Regions from separate parts of the Homo sapiens genome. Here region 1 is linked to region 2. Evidence: read pairs that join two places in POLR2A ChIA-PET (ENCODE). Cell type or tissue: Caco-2. All regions are shown on one strand.

Region 1 (8,000 bases), 190 kb before region 2:
TTCGCTCTGTCGCCCAGGCTGGAGTGCAGTGGCACGATCTCGGCTCACTGCAAGCTCTGCCTCCCGGGTTCAGGCCATTCTCCTGCCTCAGCCTTCCGAGTAGCTGGGACTACAGGCGCCTGCAACCAAGCCCGGCTAATTTTTTTTTGTATTTTTAGTAGAGACGGGGTTTCACCGTGTTAGCCAGGATGGTCTCAATCTCCTGACCTCCTGATCCGCCCGCCTCGGCCTCCCAAAGTGCAGGGATTACAGGCGGGAGCTACCGCGCCCGGCCCAGCTTCTCTTTTTGAATGCCAGGCTTTGTGCTAAAACTCTTACTGGTTTTTACACTGAGCCCCCAAAGATTATCAACCCAAATTTCAGGACGCATGTGTTTTTATTAATGTCTCAGAAAAGTCAGATTGGAAGTTGCATGCACAATTCCTGCCGGAACAAAGTACAGCCATCTCCCTGCACTAATGCATTTCCAGCTGGTGGAGTTCAGTTTTTAAAGAGCAGTAAATACTTGCAAGAGACGAACGGCAGGAAGTGAATGAAGGAATAGATACATTTTTAAGATCCACTGACAGCTTGTACATTCTGGAAGCCATGTGGGTCAGGGGGATGAATTTATTGGCTTTAACGTCAGACGCTCTGCAGGTCGTGAGATGTGCCTTTTGTCCTGACGTCAGCTGAGAGCAGATCTTTGGAAGGATTTGCCCATTGAGCACATTTGCTGAAACATCTTGGCTTCATTACATTTATGAGTTTTAAAAGCATGTAAAATATTTTATGTGGTTCTTGCAAAAGGGTAACAACATAAATAACCTGCAGGGATAGGATGATTTTCAAGAAATGGGGTCAGCCGGCAAGCCAGTGTTCACTCTGTGGACATTCTGAGTGTACAGAATATTAATACTTCATTTGCCCCTCCAGATCCACTCTCCATTTTCTCTTCCCTCCTCTGTGCCCAAGAGGCCGGGCAGTGGGGACCACATCTCCTGGTTCTGTGACATCTGGTTTCTTGCTGGGTTCAGCCAATAAGGAGGAGTGGGAGATGGGAGGGCCAAGGTGGGGCTGGGCTATTAACTCCCTGGCTGGCCATGGTCTGGCAGTGGCTGTGTCCCTCTACTGAAACCCACAGCTCCCATGGGGTGGCCTTTTTCCTATGGATCTTGCCATTTTCTGATAACCACTCCCTCCTGCTGCCTTTGGAGGCCTTGGAGAGGGAAGGGCTTTTGGTTGTTGGTAGCCCCGGGGTGCTTCATCAACCCTGCTGATTTCTCTATACCTTGCTTATATCTTGGTAAATACCCCTTTTATTAAACATTCCTCAGCCGGACATGGTGGCATGTGCCTGTAGTCCCAGCACTTTGAGAGGCCGAGGCAGGAGGATCTCTTGAACCTGGGAGGCGGAGGTTGCAGTGAGCCAAGATTGCGCCTCTGCACTCTAGACTGGGCGACAGAGTGAGACTGTCTCTAAAAAAAAAAAACAAAGAACCCCAAAAGACTCTCCTCAGTTACTCTGCTCAAGTGAGCCTTTTAATTATCTTGGGGACCTTGTATAGGTACAGTTATTATTTTGTTTGTTTGTCTGTTTTGAGACAGAGTCTCACTCTGTTGCCGAGGCTGGAGCGCAGTGGTACAGTCTTGGCTCACTGCAACCTCCACCTCCTGGGTTCAAGCAATTCTCCTGCCTTCGCCTCCCAAGTAGCTGGGATTACAGGCATGCACCCCCAAGCCCGGCTAATTTTTGTATTTTTGGTAGAGACGGGGTTTCACCATGTTGGCCAGGCTGGTCTCAAACTCCTGACCTCAAGTGATCCTCCGCCTTGGCCTCCCAAAGTGCTGGGATTGTAGGTGTGAGCCATCACGCCCAACGGGCACAGTTGTTAATATCATGTTAGATTAAAAATCAAAATCTTACAGAAACTTCAGCCTTTATATCACGATGGCTTCCTGTCCCTATGGCAAGGTAATCCTTAAGAGAGAGGCCAAGCTCAAAGCTGTAGCCAAATAATTTAATATCTATGAGGTGACTTTCACATACCTCATACTAAATATGCAAGCTACACATGACCTCTACCATCCAGAAATACCTGTTTTAGCAGCGAAGATAGACTATCTGATGAGAAATCGTACTATGGGAGGAACATGGCTTGGCAATTAAGAGTCTCTATTTGTTTTCTGGGGCTGCTGTAACAGAGAGCCACAGACGGAGCGGCTTACACAGCACAGATGTATTGTCTGAAGGCTCTCTGGGTGCTGTGAGGGAAGGATCTGTGCCAGGCCTCTCTCCTTGGCTCGTAGATGACCGTCTTCTCCCTGTGACTCTGCCGTCATCTTCCCTCTATGTCTGTCTGTCTCTGTGTCCACATTTCTCCCACAGGTCACCAGTCCTATTGGAATAGGGTCTTGGTAAAGACCCTATTTCCAAGTAGAAACACATTCTGAGGTGCTGGGTCTCAGAGCTCCAACATCTCCTTTTTGGGAGGATACAATTCAACGCAGAGCAGAGGCCGACATCCATGAGTTTAAATCCAGGTTGTGTCACCTTGGGCAAATTATTTATTTATTTATTTATTCATTTTTGAGACGGAGTCTCACTCTGTCACCCAGGCTGGAGGGCAATGGCGTGATCTCAGCTCACTGCAACCTCTGCCTCCCGGGTTCAAGTGATTCTCCTGCCTCAGCCTCCTGAGTAGCTGGGATTACAGGCACCCGCCACCACACCTGGCTAATTTTTGTATTTTTTAGTGGAGACGGGGTTTCACCATGTTGACCAGACTGGTCTCGAACTCCTGACCTCAGGTGATCTGCCCGCCTCAGCTTCCCAAAGTGCTGGGATTACAGGCGTGAACCACCATGCCCGGCCACCTTGGGCAAATTATTTAAACTGCTCAGTGTTTGTGTTTCATCATCTAGAAAATGGGGATAGCCTGGGCTTGGTGGCTCGCACATGTAATCCAGCACCTTGGGAGGCAGAGGCAGGAGAATCACTTGAACCCAGGAGGCAGAAGTTGCAGTGAGCTGAGATTGGGCCACTATACTCCAGCCTGGGCTACAGAGCGAGACTCCATCTCAAAAAAAAAGCCAGGCATGGTGGTATGTGCCTGTAGTTCCAGCTACTTAGGAGGCTGAGGCTGGAGGATTGCTTGAGCCTGTGTGGTCAAGCTGCAGTGAGCTGTGATGGTGCCACTACACTCCAGCCTGGGCAACAGAGCAAGACCTATCTAAAATATAAAGTAAAATAAAATAGGGATAATATTTTTACAATCACTTTGCAGGATACTGTGAAATAAGGGGTGGGAGACTGCTTAAAAAGTGCCTGGCATAGGCAGGGCGCGGTGGCTCATGCCTGTGGCTCATGCCTGTAATCCCAGCACTTTGGGAGGCTGAGGCGGGTGGATCATGAGGTCAGGAGATAGAGACCATCCTGGCTAACACAGTGAAACCCCGTCTCTACTAAAAATACAAAAAATTAGCTGGGCGTGGTGGTGGGCACCTGTAGTCCCAGCTACTCGGGAGACTGAAGCAGGAGAATGGCATGAACCCTGGAGGCGGAGCTTGCAGTGAGCCGAGACTGCGCCACTGCACTCCAGACTGGGCGACAGAGTGTCAAACAAACACAAAAACGTGCCTGGCGTGTGGCAAATGTTGTCGGTGTGGGCTTTCGCTATTATTAACCTAAAGTGTTGTACTTTCACATAACAACTCCATTGAGCGTCTTCAGGCATCTCAAACTTCCCCGTCCAGTTGGCTCGTTTTCTAATCCTACCCATCTTGGAAAATGGCACCCTCACCAGCCCAGTTGCTCAAGCTGTCCATGATCCTTCTCATCATTGCCACTTTCACTCCACCAGTGAACCTGCTGGATACCCCTCCAAGGACACGCTGTATTCTGAATTCATTGCTTCTCTTCATCTCATTAGTTAGATCTGATGAGACGGCCCTGCCGTCCTCTCTTGGACACTCTCTTGAACAAAGCAGTAACCTCTTAGCTTGTTTTCCCGCTTTCACTGCACCCCTTCTAGAGATCATCCTCTGTACAGGAGCCAAGGGATCTTTAAAAACATGGATCCCAGCCGGGCATGGTGGCTCACGTCTGCAATCCCAGCACTTTGGGAGGCCGAGGAGGGCAGATCTCTTAAGGTCAGGAGTTCGAGACCAGCCTGGCCAATATGGTGAAACCCTGTCTCTACTAAAAATATAAAAATTAGCCAAGTGTGGTGGCGGGCGCCTATAGTCTCAGCTACTTGGGAGGCTGAGGCAGGAGAATCGCTTGAACCTGGGAGGCTGAGGTTGCAGCAAGCAGAGATCACACCATTGCACTCCAGCCTGGGCAACAGAGCGAGACTCCGTCTCAAAAACAAACAAACAAACAAACAAAAACAAAACACGGATCCCATCATGTCTTTTCCTGCGTAAGACTCTGGATGGCTTTCCATTGAAACTAGAACAAAATCTACACATCTTTGTTCTAAGGCCCTCTTCCAAGGCCCTAATGATCTGGTCTCTGCCTGCCTCTCCAATGTGACTTCCTACCATTCTCCCCTGGATCACTAGATTTTAGTTACATGGGTCTTCCTGCTTTTCCTCCAATATAACAAGCAGATCCAGCTTCAGTGCCTGTGCACTTGCTGTTCTCCGGGCTTGGAATACCCTTCCAAGAACTTTCTCCCTCACTTCATTCAGGTCTTTGCTCAAATGTTACCTCTTCAAGGAGGTCTTCCTTGCCCACCATTTTTTTTTGTTTGTTTGTTTGTTTTCTTTTCTTTTTTTTTTTTTTTGAGACAGAGTCTTGCTCTGTCACCTAGGCTGGAGTGCAGTGATGCGATCTCGGCCCACTGCAACCTCTGCCTCCCAGGTTCAAGCAATTCCTGTGCCTCAGCCTCCCGAGCAGCTGGAACGACAGGAGACACAAGCCACCATGCCCAGCTAACTTTTGTGTTTTTAGTAGAGACAGGGTTTTGCCATGTTGTCCACTCTGGTCTCAAACTCCTGAACTCAAGCAATCTGCTCACCTCAGCCTCCTAAATTGCTGGGATTATAGGCATGAGCCACCATGCCTGGCCGAGATTCCCTATTTCTTTTTTTTTTTTTTTTTTTTTGAGATGGACTCTTGCTCTGTTGCTCAGGCTGGAGTGCAGTGGTGCGATCTTAGCTCACTCCAACCTCCACCTCCCGGGTTCAAGCGATTCTCCTGCCTCAGCCCCCTGAGTAGCTGGGACTATAAGCGCATGCCACCACACCCGGCTAATTTTTGTATTTTTAGTAGAGATGGGGTTTCACCATGTTGGCCAGGATGGTCTCGGTCTCCTGACCTTGTGATCCACCTGCCTTGGCCTCCCAAAGTGCTGGGATCACAGGCGTGAGCCACTGCACCCGGCCAGCTCTTAATTGCATTATTTTATATTACCATTCTCACAGCATTAATCACCCTCAGCAGTTCTATTTACGCACTTCTTTGTTTTGCTTACGGTCCACCTCTACCACCAGAATGCAATTGATCTGATAGTTGAGAGGTCTCCCATGCTCACTGCTGAATCCCCATCACCTAGAACAGTGCCTGGCACTTAATAGGCATCCAGTAAATCTTTGCGGGGGTGGGATGGGAAGCAAACACAAAATGATATGTGGTTCTCTTCTCTCTTTTCTGCCCCCTCTCCAAACGAAACCACCAGCAGAGGAAAGAAACAAAAAGTCTATGAGTTGTCAAGATTTCTGCTTTGGGGCACAGTGGTCATGCCTGTGATCCCAGCTTTTTGGGAGGCTGAGTTGGGATGATCATCTGAGCCTAGTTGTTTGAGACCAGCCTGGGCAACATAGCAAGACTCCATCTCTAAACAAATTTTTTTTTTTTTTTGAGACAAGGTCTTGCTCTGCCACCTGCATTGGAGTGCAGTGGCACTATCATAGTTCACTGCACCCTCAACCTCCAAGGCTCAAGTGATCCTCTCACCTTAGCCTCCCAAGTAGCTTGGACTACAGGCGTGCACTACCACACCTGGCTAATTTTTTTGTAGTGACGAGGTTTCGCCATATTAACCAGACTGGTCTTGAACTCCTGGCCTCAAGTGATCCTTCCTTCTTGGCTTCCCAAAGTGCTGAGATTATAGGTGTGAACCACCATACCTGATTCTACAAAAATTTTTTTAAAAAGTTAGCCAGGCATGGTGGCGCATGCCTGTAGTTCCAGCGAGGTGAGGTGGGAGCATTGCTTGAGCCCAGGAGTTGGAAACTGCAGTGAGCTTTGATCCTGCCACTGTCTGGGCAACAGCATGAGACTCTGTTTCTAGAAAAACAAAACAAAACAAAACAAAAAAAGATTCCCGCTTTGGAACAATGGCTAGGGGCTGGGAATCTAGGATGGATCCAGAGTGGGCAAGTCTTGGCTTCTTATAACTGCAGAATCCCACGATGGATGTGTGGGTGGGCTGGGGTAACAGATCTACTCAGGGTGGGGGCTGGGGGTATCGCGAGGTGTTTAAGCCTGTCAATAAAAAAAGTGACCGCTGCTTTGTATCTGCAGCTACTCAAGGGAAATAAAGCCGTTTGCTTATAAAGAATTTCCATAAACATTTCTGAGGATGTGTATTAGGGGTAATCTTGGGATGTGCATTAAACTAAACAGGGTAGTATAAACACAGGAACAGGCTGAAAGGGGGAGAATAAATGGCCCAGGTTTGCCCTGGCCCAATGGCCTTAGGCAACTTGTGCAGCCTGCAGAAACCCAGAGACTTCAGTTCATTATTTAAAGAAGGCGGAGACAAAGAGGGAAAACCAAACGCAGCCCTCCCATGGGTAGATAGATTCTTGAACAACCTCTGGAATTAAGCTTTTTTTTTCTCTCCTCCTAGTGTTCAATGCTTTGGATTCCTGAAGTTATCTATGTTGAAATACTCGAGAGATGGTAAGGAGAACAGGAACAGGTAGCTTTGGGAGGCACGTGCTCTGGGCTAGGCATAGTTCTTTTTTTTGGGGGGGCGGGGGGAGGGAGTCTCGCTCTGTCGCCCAGGCTGGAGTGCAGTGGCGCGATCTCGGCTCACCGCAACCTCCACCTCCCGGGTTCAAGCGATTCTCCCTCCTCAGCCTCCAGAGTAGCTGGGATTACAGGCACCTGCCACCACGCCCAGCTAATTTTTTGTATTTTTAATAGAGACTGGGTTTCACTGTGTTAGCCAGGATGGTCTCGATCTCCTGACCTCGTGACCCACCTGCCTCGGCCTCCCAAAGTGCTGGGATTACAGGCGTGAGCCACTGTGCCCGGCTGGCTAGGCACAGTTCTAAAAGCTGCGTGTGCACGATCTCATTTCATCCTCCCGGTACCGCTTTGGGGAAGGTAACACTATTGCCTCCACTTTGCAGAAGAGGAAACTGAGGCAGAGAGAAGGGTGATGACTTGCTGAAGGATACAGAGCTCATTACAGTGGAGGTTCAGGGTCTGAGCTCTAGAAAAGATGCTCCACCCTATGAAGGAAAAGGTTCATTGGTATTATCTATCTATCTATCTATCTATCTATCTATCTATCTATCTATATATTTTTTTCTGGGATGGAGTCTCACTCTGTTGCCCAGGCTGGAGTGCAGTGGTGCGATCTCAGCTCACTGCAAACTCTGCCTCCCGGGTTTAAGCTATTCTCCTGCCTCAGCCTCCTGAGTAGCTGGGATTACAGGTGTGTGCCACCACACCTGGCTAATTTTTGTATTTTTAGTAGAGACGGGGTTTCACCATGTTGGCCAGGCTGGTCTCAAACTCCTGACCTCAGGTGATCTGCCCGCCTTGGCCTCCCAAAGTGCTGGGATTACAGGCGTGAGCCACCACGCCCGGCCTAAATCATTTGAATTTGCTAACTCATTCATGTGTTGATAATATAAATAAATAATTTTTAAAGTGTCCCCTTGTGCAAACCAATGATGAAAGCAGGCCATGAATAGAGGCAGGTGATCAGCTCCACTCTGTGCCCCGGAGTACCCTCAAAATAAACCCCAAGGCTCAGGACCAAATATAGATGATGATA
Region 2 (8,000 bases):
CATGATGAAACTCCGTCTCTACTAAAAATACAAAAAGTAGCCGGGCATGGTGGTGTGCGCCTGTAGTCCCACCTACTCGGGAGGCTAAAGCAGGAGAATTGCTTGAACCCAGGAAGTGGAGGTTGCAGTGAGCCCAGATCGTGCCACTGCACTCCAGCCTGGGTGACAGAGTAAGACTCTGTCTCAAAAAAAAAAAAAAAAAAAAAAAAAAAAAAGTGCACCTTTGGCTGTAAACTATATAAGTCTCGTTTCATCAATGCTTATGCCAAATATTTACTGAAATTAAAATCTGCAAATGTACTCTCAGGTTTTCATGCATCGAGGCCATAAAATCTGTTTGTGAAATAATTTCCCAAATTGGTTTTTAAAATGTGTGGCTATTTTGGGAAATACCGCTTTCTATATCATTGGCTGATCCAATGTCATGATGTATACAGGCACTAGTGAGCCATGGTGGGTATCAGAGCAGAGGGTGAGCAGCACCACAAAAGTTCTAAGTTGGGATGAATATCCTGGCTGAAACAAAGAGGTAGAATGAAGTCCAGAAATCAGAACAACTGGTTTGAGTCTCAATTATACGGTTGCCACCTATGTGACCCAGAGCCAGTCACTCAGATTCTCTGAGCCTTAGTCCCTCCATCTGTAGAATGGGCATAATAATCATACTTACTTCAGAGACATAAGATTTAACAGATTTAAACTTAAAAAAAAGTTACTTCTGGGCCAGGTACGGTGGCTTACGCCTATAATCCCAGCACTTTGGGAGGCCAAGGCGGGCAGATCATCTGAGATCGGGAGTTCGAGATCAGCCTGACCAACATTGAGAAACCCTGCCTCTACTAAAAATACAAAATTAGCTGGCATGGTGGTGCATGCCTGTAATCCCAGCTACTCAGGAGGCTGAGGCAGGAGAATCGCTTGAACCCGGGAGGCGGAGGTTTTGGTGAGCCAAGATCATGCCGTGGTACTCCAGCCTGGGCAACAAGAGTGAAATTCCATCTCAAAAAAAAGTTACTTCTAACAGGACTTAGGTTTAAATTAAAAAAAAAAAGACTCAGCAGAAGTCTGGCCTATTGAAAACACTGAATAAATAATACAGTTGAGGCCAGGTGCGGTGGCTCACATTTGTAATTCCAACACTTTGAAAGGCCAAGGCAGGTGGATTGCTTGAGGTCAGGAGTTCGAGACCAGCCTGGCCAACATGATGAAACCCCGTCTCTACTAAAAATACAAAAATCATCCAGGCATGGCGGCAGGTGCCTGTAGTGCCAGCTACTTGGGAGGCTGGGGCAGGAGAATCACTTGAACCCGGCAGGCAGAGGTTGCAGTGAGCCGAGATTACGCCACTGAACTCCAGCCTGGCTGATGGAGCGAGACTCCATCTCAAAACAAAACAAAACAAAAATGCAAAATAATAATAATAATATAGTTGAGTGCTTCCATATCCCTTTTTTTTTTCTAGTCCACCATGTCTGTTATTATTATCCCCAAAACACAAATTAGAAAACACGGTATAAATAGAGGCCACAATGGCTTTGTTAGGCTTGTGAGGCTTAAGTTTCAGGGCCTCTTTCATAGCCCCAGCAGGGGCCTTAGCAATGTCGTCACATGGTGACATGTGTCTGTAAAATTTGCAAACACAAGGTGTTTTTATAGGGTTTGTTTTAGAGGTCCCTACCCCCTCCAATTGTAAAGTTTCAGGTTCCACAAAATCTAGATCTGTCCTGTATGGAGGAGAAGTACCAGCACAACAAACTCCACAAAACCAACTCTTCCTTCTCTGGACTGGAATTCCATGGCATCCAATGCCACTGTAATGAACATGGGACCACTGGATTTGGGAGTCGATTGGCTGGCTCCAGACTCCTTAGCTGTATGACTCTGGACACCTTCCCTTACCTCCCTGAGCCCTATGGCCTCATGAATAATATGGGAATTAATCACGATAGCACACAACCAACCCTAGGAGACTCTCCATAGATGTATGTTTCTTAAAAATGGAAAATGGCCTTTTTCATAATGGGATTCCATGTGGAAACTATGAACATCGCATAATTCTTATGCATCTGTCTTTTTGTTCTTAAACTTGTGGCTGAAATACCCATCAGTCAGGTCATGCCTCCAAACTTGATTACCTTCAGATTCCAAAGGACAATGGCCTTCACATGACAATAGCCGCTATCTCTTAGGAGGATAATCAAATAAGAGCATCTAATTCAAGAACACTGGAATGTGAGCTCTATGGGTGCTGAAACCTCAACTAGGTGATTAGTGAATATCCCAGGGGTTGAAATAGACCAAGAAAACCAGAGACCACGAAGGCCCTGCTCTTTTCTCTGCTTAACCCAAACTACAAGATCTCCCATATTCAGTTCTGATTGGCAGTTGAATGTAATGGTAATGAATGCTGGTTGTGGAGTTGACAGAGAACTTAGTTCAAATCCCAGATCTACCATTTATCATTTGTAGGACTCTGGGCAAAATGCTTAAAATTTCTTGGCCTCAGCCGGGCGCGGTGGCTCACGCCTGTAATCCCAGCACTTTGGGAGGCCGAGGTGGGCGGATCACGAGGTCAGGAGATTGAGACCATCCTGGCCAGGCATGGTGGCGGGCACCTGTAGTCCCAGGCCTGTAGTCCCAGCTACTCGGGAGGCTGAAGCAGGAGAATGGCGTGAACCCAGGAGGTGGAGCTTGCAGTGGGCTGAGATCGCGCCACCGCACTCCAGCCTAGGTGACAAAGTGAGTCTCTTGTCTCAAAAAAAAAAAAAAAAAAAAAAAAAAAAAATTTCTTGGCCTCAGTTTCTTTATCTGTAAAATGAAGATAATAGTACCTACCTTATATGAGATTATACACAGACAGCTTTTAGCATAATGCTTACTGAACAGTAAGTGCCCAATAAATGTTAGCTGTCTGTATCAGGCAGCAATAAGTGGCCGCTATTTTCCTGTTTTTTTCTTTCTTTTTTCTTTTTTTTGAGATGAAGTATTGCTCTATTGCTCAGGTTGGAGTGCAGTGGCACGATCTCAGCTCACTGCAACGTCTGTTTCCCAGGTTCAAGTGATTCTCCGGCCCTAGCCTCCCGAGTAGCTGGGATTAGAGGCGCACTGCCACCACACCTGGCTAATTTTTGTATTTTTGGTAGAGACAAAGTTTTACCATGTTGGCCAGGCTGGTATCTAACTCCTGATCTCAGGTGATCTGCCTGCCTTGGCCTCCCAAAGTACTGGGATTACAGGTGTGAGCCACTGCACCTGGCCTATTTTCCTGTTTCTTTTTCTTTCTTTTCTTTTCTTTTCTTTTTTTTTTTTTTTTTTTTTGAGGCAGAGTCTTGTTCTGTCGCCTAGGCTGGAGTTCAGTGGTGCAATCTCGCCTCAATGCAAGCTCCGCCTCCTGTGTTCATGCCATTCTCCTGCCTCAGCCTCCTGAGTAGCTGGGACTACAGGCACCTGCCACCACGCCCGGCAAATGTTTTGTATTTTTAGTAGACACGGGGTCTCGCCGTGTCAGCCAGGATGGTCTCGATCTCCTGACCTCGTGATCCACCCGCCTCAGCCTCCCAAAGTGCTGGGATTACAGGCATGAGCCACCGCACCCGGCTTATTTTCACGTTTCTTGAATGTTTGGTAGAAGTGTAAACCTGCTTACGTCTGGTGTGTGTGGGCATGTTTACGCATGTATGTATGCATGTACACATGTATGCATATATGTTAGCTACTAATTTAATTTTCTCAACACAGGTCTATTTAGGATTCTGGAGTCTCTTGGTTCAGTTTTGGTAAATAATGTTTCTCTAGGAAGTTGTTAATTTTGCAGTGTTCAACTTTTTTTGGCATGAATTTTTTACAGTATTAAATTTCAGTTATTACTCTCTTCTGCATCTGCAGTTATGCTCTCTTTTTATCCCTAATATTTTTATGCATTTGTTCTTTTTTATTAGCACTTAGTAGACTAGTAGATTATTAGTCTTTCCAAAGAACCAGCTTTGGATTAGCTAGTTTTTTCTGTGAAACTGTTTGCTATATAATTTTAAAAATTACCTCTATTACCTTCTTCCTTCTGCTTTCTTTGGATTACTTTTTTTTTTTTTAACCTAATAGCTTGCATTTGTAGGAATTAAAATGTGGCCAAGCAATAGTACTAAGCTCACAGGCTTTTCTTTTTTTTTTTTTTTGAGACAGAGTCTCGCCCTGTCGCCCAGGCTTGGAGTGCAATGGCGTGATCTTGGCTCACTGCAACCTCCACCTCCCGGGTTCAAGCTATTCTCCTGCCTCAGCCTCCCGAGTAGCTGGGATTACAGGCGTGCACCTCCACACCCAGCTAATTTTTGTATTTTTAGTAGAGACTGGGTTTCACCATGTTGGCTATGCTGGTCTCAAACTCCTGACCTCGTGATCCACCCGCCTCGGCCTCCCAAAGTGCTGGGATTACAGGCGTGAGCCACTGTAAAGGATTGTTGTGAAAAGTAAGATTATGCATATGCTTGATAAATGTGAACTGTTATTATTATCTTCATGTCTCAGTTTCATCACCTCTAAAATGGGTCCATGGACGGATTAAATAAGGTCATCTGGGTAAAGTACTTGGCTCATACATGTTACTTGGGATCAGTATTATTCCCCGGATGTACAAAATACTTGTCATTCATTATAACAGTCACGACTGTGCCCAGGGGTGAGCAAAAGCCTCAGTGTCCTCAAGGGTCCCAGGATCAGCCACAGAATTTGCAGGGCATGGTGCAAATGAAAACATAGGGCCTCTTGTTAAAAATGTTATTAAGAATTTCAAGATGGCCACAGCAGAGCATTAAGCCAAGCTAGAACCTGTCTGAGCTCGGGGCCCTGTGTAACTGCAAGGGTTGCATGTCCCAGAAGTTGGCCCTGTCCTCTCTCAAGGTCACCTGGGCAGAAAGCTGTTGTTTGGGTCTTGAAGGATGAGTTTTGTAAAGGCCCCTTGCCCTGCCCCTTCACACATGTGCATTCTCATTCTTCTAACTAATTCCAGGACCTTGGAATTCCATCTGACCCCTAAGGGCTGCTCCTAATGCAATCCGGGGGAACACTAGATTCAGAGTCAGCCCCCAAATCAAAGGCCAGCACAAAACCCTGGATAAATTACAGCTGTTATAAAGAAGCCACCTCTTCACCCTTGTTCTCATTTTCCTTGCATTTATAGTCACAACTCAATGAAGCCATCAACATTTGCTATTCATAAACTTGTTGGATAAGCAAGGCTGATGGGCTCACAGTGATAACTAGAGGCACTAAAGAAAGTGACAAGCTTCAAATTGGAGGCCAAGCCATACTTCTAAATGTACAGCATATTTTAAAAAAGAATGTGTGATGGTTTATATTGATGTGGCTCAGAATAACATATTTCTATAAGAAACTGTTAAATGAATTTGCAAAAAGGCTAAGTTGGCTTATGTGCTATATGTATGCGTAGACAAACATCATGGAAATACTAGAGTTTTCTCTGTTGTAAATGCTGCTGCTGTCCAACATGAATCGGCACCATGTCCTCCTTGCATCAGCTGGCATCCCTGTAGCATTGATCACATACATGCCAGGTCTCCTGCTGGCATCTTTAAAGGACTATCTCATTTAGTTTTCTCAACCCCTGTATGGCTAGTAAGCTACCCAAGTTCACTTAAAAAGTGGGTGAGCTAGGTTTACAACCCACCTGTCTGACCACAAAGCCTATGTTCTAAGCCACTATCCAAAATAGTCACCCAGGGCCAGGTGCAGTGGTTCACACCTGTGATACCAGCACTTTGAGAGGCCAAGGCTGAAAGATTGCTTGAGCCTAGGAGTTCAAGACCAGCCTGGACAACATAGTGAGATCTCATTTCTACCAAAAAATTTAAAAATTAGCTGGGTGTGGTGGTGTGTGCCTGTAGTCTCAGCTACTTGGGAGGCTGAGGTGGGAGGATCACTTGAGTCTGGGAGGTCAAGGCTGCAGTGAGCTGTGGTCGTGCCACTGCACTCCAGCCTGGGCAACAGAGTGAGACTTTGTCTCAAAAAAAAAAAAAAAAAAAATTACCCTGTCATATCGAGTGACAAAAAGAGATCAAGATACCAGAAAAATAATACAAATGTATTTAATAAAAACTGTACTAAGACCTTTACATCTCCTATTGGTGTTGTGAAGAAGGTCTGATTATTTATTTATTTTTTTGAGACGGAGTTTTGCTTTTGTTGCCCAGGCTGGAGTGCAATGGTGTGATTTCGGCTCATGGCAAACTCTGCCTCCTGGCAAACTCTGCCTCCCAGGTTCAAGTGATTCTTCTGTCTCAGCCTCTCCAGTAGCTGGGATTACAGGTATGTGCCACCACGCCCGGCTAATTTTGTATTTTTAGTAGAGATGGGGTTTCTCCATGTTGGTCAGGCTAGTCTTGAACTCCCGACTTCAGGTGATCCACCTGCCTTTGCCTCCCAAAGTGCTGGGACTACAGGCCTAAGCCACTGCGCCTGGCTAGGTCCGATTATTATTATCCCGATACGGCAGATGAGCAAACTAAGGCTTGGGGAGGTTGAACAACAAAGGCTGTGCAGCTAGTGATGGATTTAGAGACAGCCTGTAGAAGCAGTTAGAGCTTCAGAAAACAAACAAGAGACCTTTTTTTTTTTTTTGAGATGGAGTCTCACTCTGTCGCCCAGGCTGGAGTGCAGTGGCATGATCTCAGCTCACTGCAAGCTCCGCCTCCTGGGTTCATGCCATTCTCCTGCCTCAGCCTCCCAAGTAGCTGGGACTATAGGCGCCCGCCACCACACCCGGCTAATTTTTTGTATTTTTAGTTGAGACGGGGTCTCACCGTGTTAGCCAGGATGGTCTCGATTTCCTGACCTTGTGATTTGCCCGCCTCGGCCTCCGAAAGTGCTGGGATTACAGGCGTGAGCCACCGTGCCCGGCTGAGACACTTATTTTCTTTGAAGCAATGGAGAACTGTGTGGCCAACTTTTAAATTATTCGTTACTTATTTTTTCCATTCAACATGGAACATATTTAGCCTTTAGTGGTCCAAATGTTGAGAGGTAGAGGAGCATGTAGGGCTCAAAATCCTGAAGCCACAGGAAAAGAAAAGAAAAATACGTGGCTTGATGCTAGTGAGGAAAGAGTTAAAAATTATCTTGCTTGTCTGACTTAGACATTGCTGGACGAGGCCAGAAACTTTTCTCCCCCCAGAAAATGTTATAAGTAAACACTGTATGTAATAGATCTGTACTCTCTAATTGTAAGCCCTGGACAGCACTGGAAGGTTACAGGAGACACAGGCACAGACAATATAGAGGGCTGGAAGTGAAAGAGGTTTCTTTTCTCTTCTTTTATCATAGGTTTGTTTTTATTTAAATTTGGAGAATATTTAAAGCAACTGAAAAGTACAGAATAAAGTATAACAAACACTTACAGCTTCACTACTTAAGATTACTAAATATAACCATTGTGTTGTAGCATCTTATATACTATTTTTTTAAATTTTATTTATTTATCTTTTTGAGACGGAGTCTCACTCTGTCACCCAGGCTGAAGTGCAACGGCATGATCTTGGCTCACCGCAACCTCCACCTTTCGGGTTCAAGCAATTCTCCTGCCTCAGCCTCCAGAGTAGCTGGGATTACAGGTGCCCACCACCATGCCCGGCTAATTTTTGTATTTTTAGTAGAGATGGGGTTTCACCATATTGACCAGGGTGGTCTTGAACTCCTGACCTTGTGATCCATCTGCCTTGACCTCCCAAAGTGCTGGGATTACAGGTGTGAGCCACCACGCCTGGCTGATACTATTTTAATTAAAAATAAGACAGTACTGATAAAGTTGAGCCCACTGGACCTCAATGCCTCCCCAGGAGCTATGGCTATCATGAAACTGATGTTTCCTTCCAGCCCATGTTAATCAGTTTAGTAATAAATGTATGTGTCCATGTCTATGTGTGTATATGTATTTACCTGTATCTTTAAATGCTATAAGGTATTCTTAATTTATATACATAGTTTCTTCTTTT

The links. ChIA-PET counts read pairs that join two places held together with the same protein. Peaks named below come from ENCODE experiments on the same cell type or tissue, not always from the same donor. Only the 100,000 strongest peaks of a DNase experiment are listed, where the experiment ranks them.
Region 1: POLR2A ChIA-PET joins it to region 2 with 15 read pairs; 4 of 35 experiments call an interaction of 5 or more read pairs at or near these places.

What each region holds. Positions count from the first base shown.
Region 1 is chr20:51,831,437-51,839,436 of GRCh38, forward strand. It overlaps LINC01429 (long intergenic non-protein coding RNA 1429), which reads right to left. Exons shown (of 3, transcript NR_110016.1): 3 at 361-2,533. Among named protein-coding and RNA genes, the nearest start is that of LINC01429, 27 kb to the right of the region's middle. In Caco-2, no CTCF peak of the experiment used is centred here; a DNase peak (open chromatin) is centred at 6,755.
Region 2 is chr20:52,018,974-52,026,973 of GRCh38, forward strand. No RefSeq gene overlaps it. Among named protein-coding and RNA genes, the nearest start is that of LINC01429, 160 kb to the left of the region's middle. In Caco-2, no CTCF peak of the experiment used is centred here; a DNase peak (open chromatin) is centred at 3,398.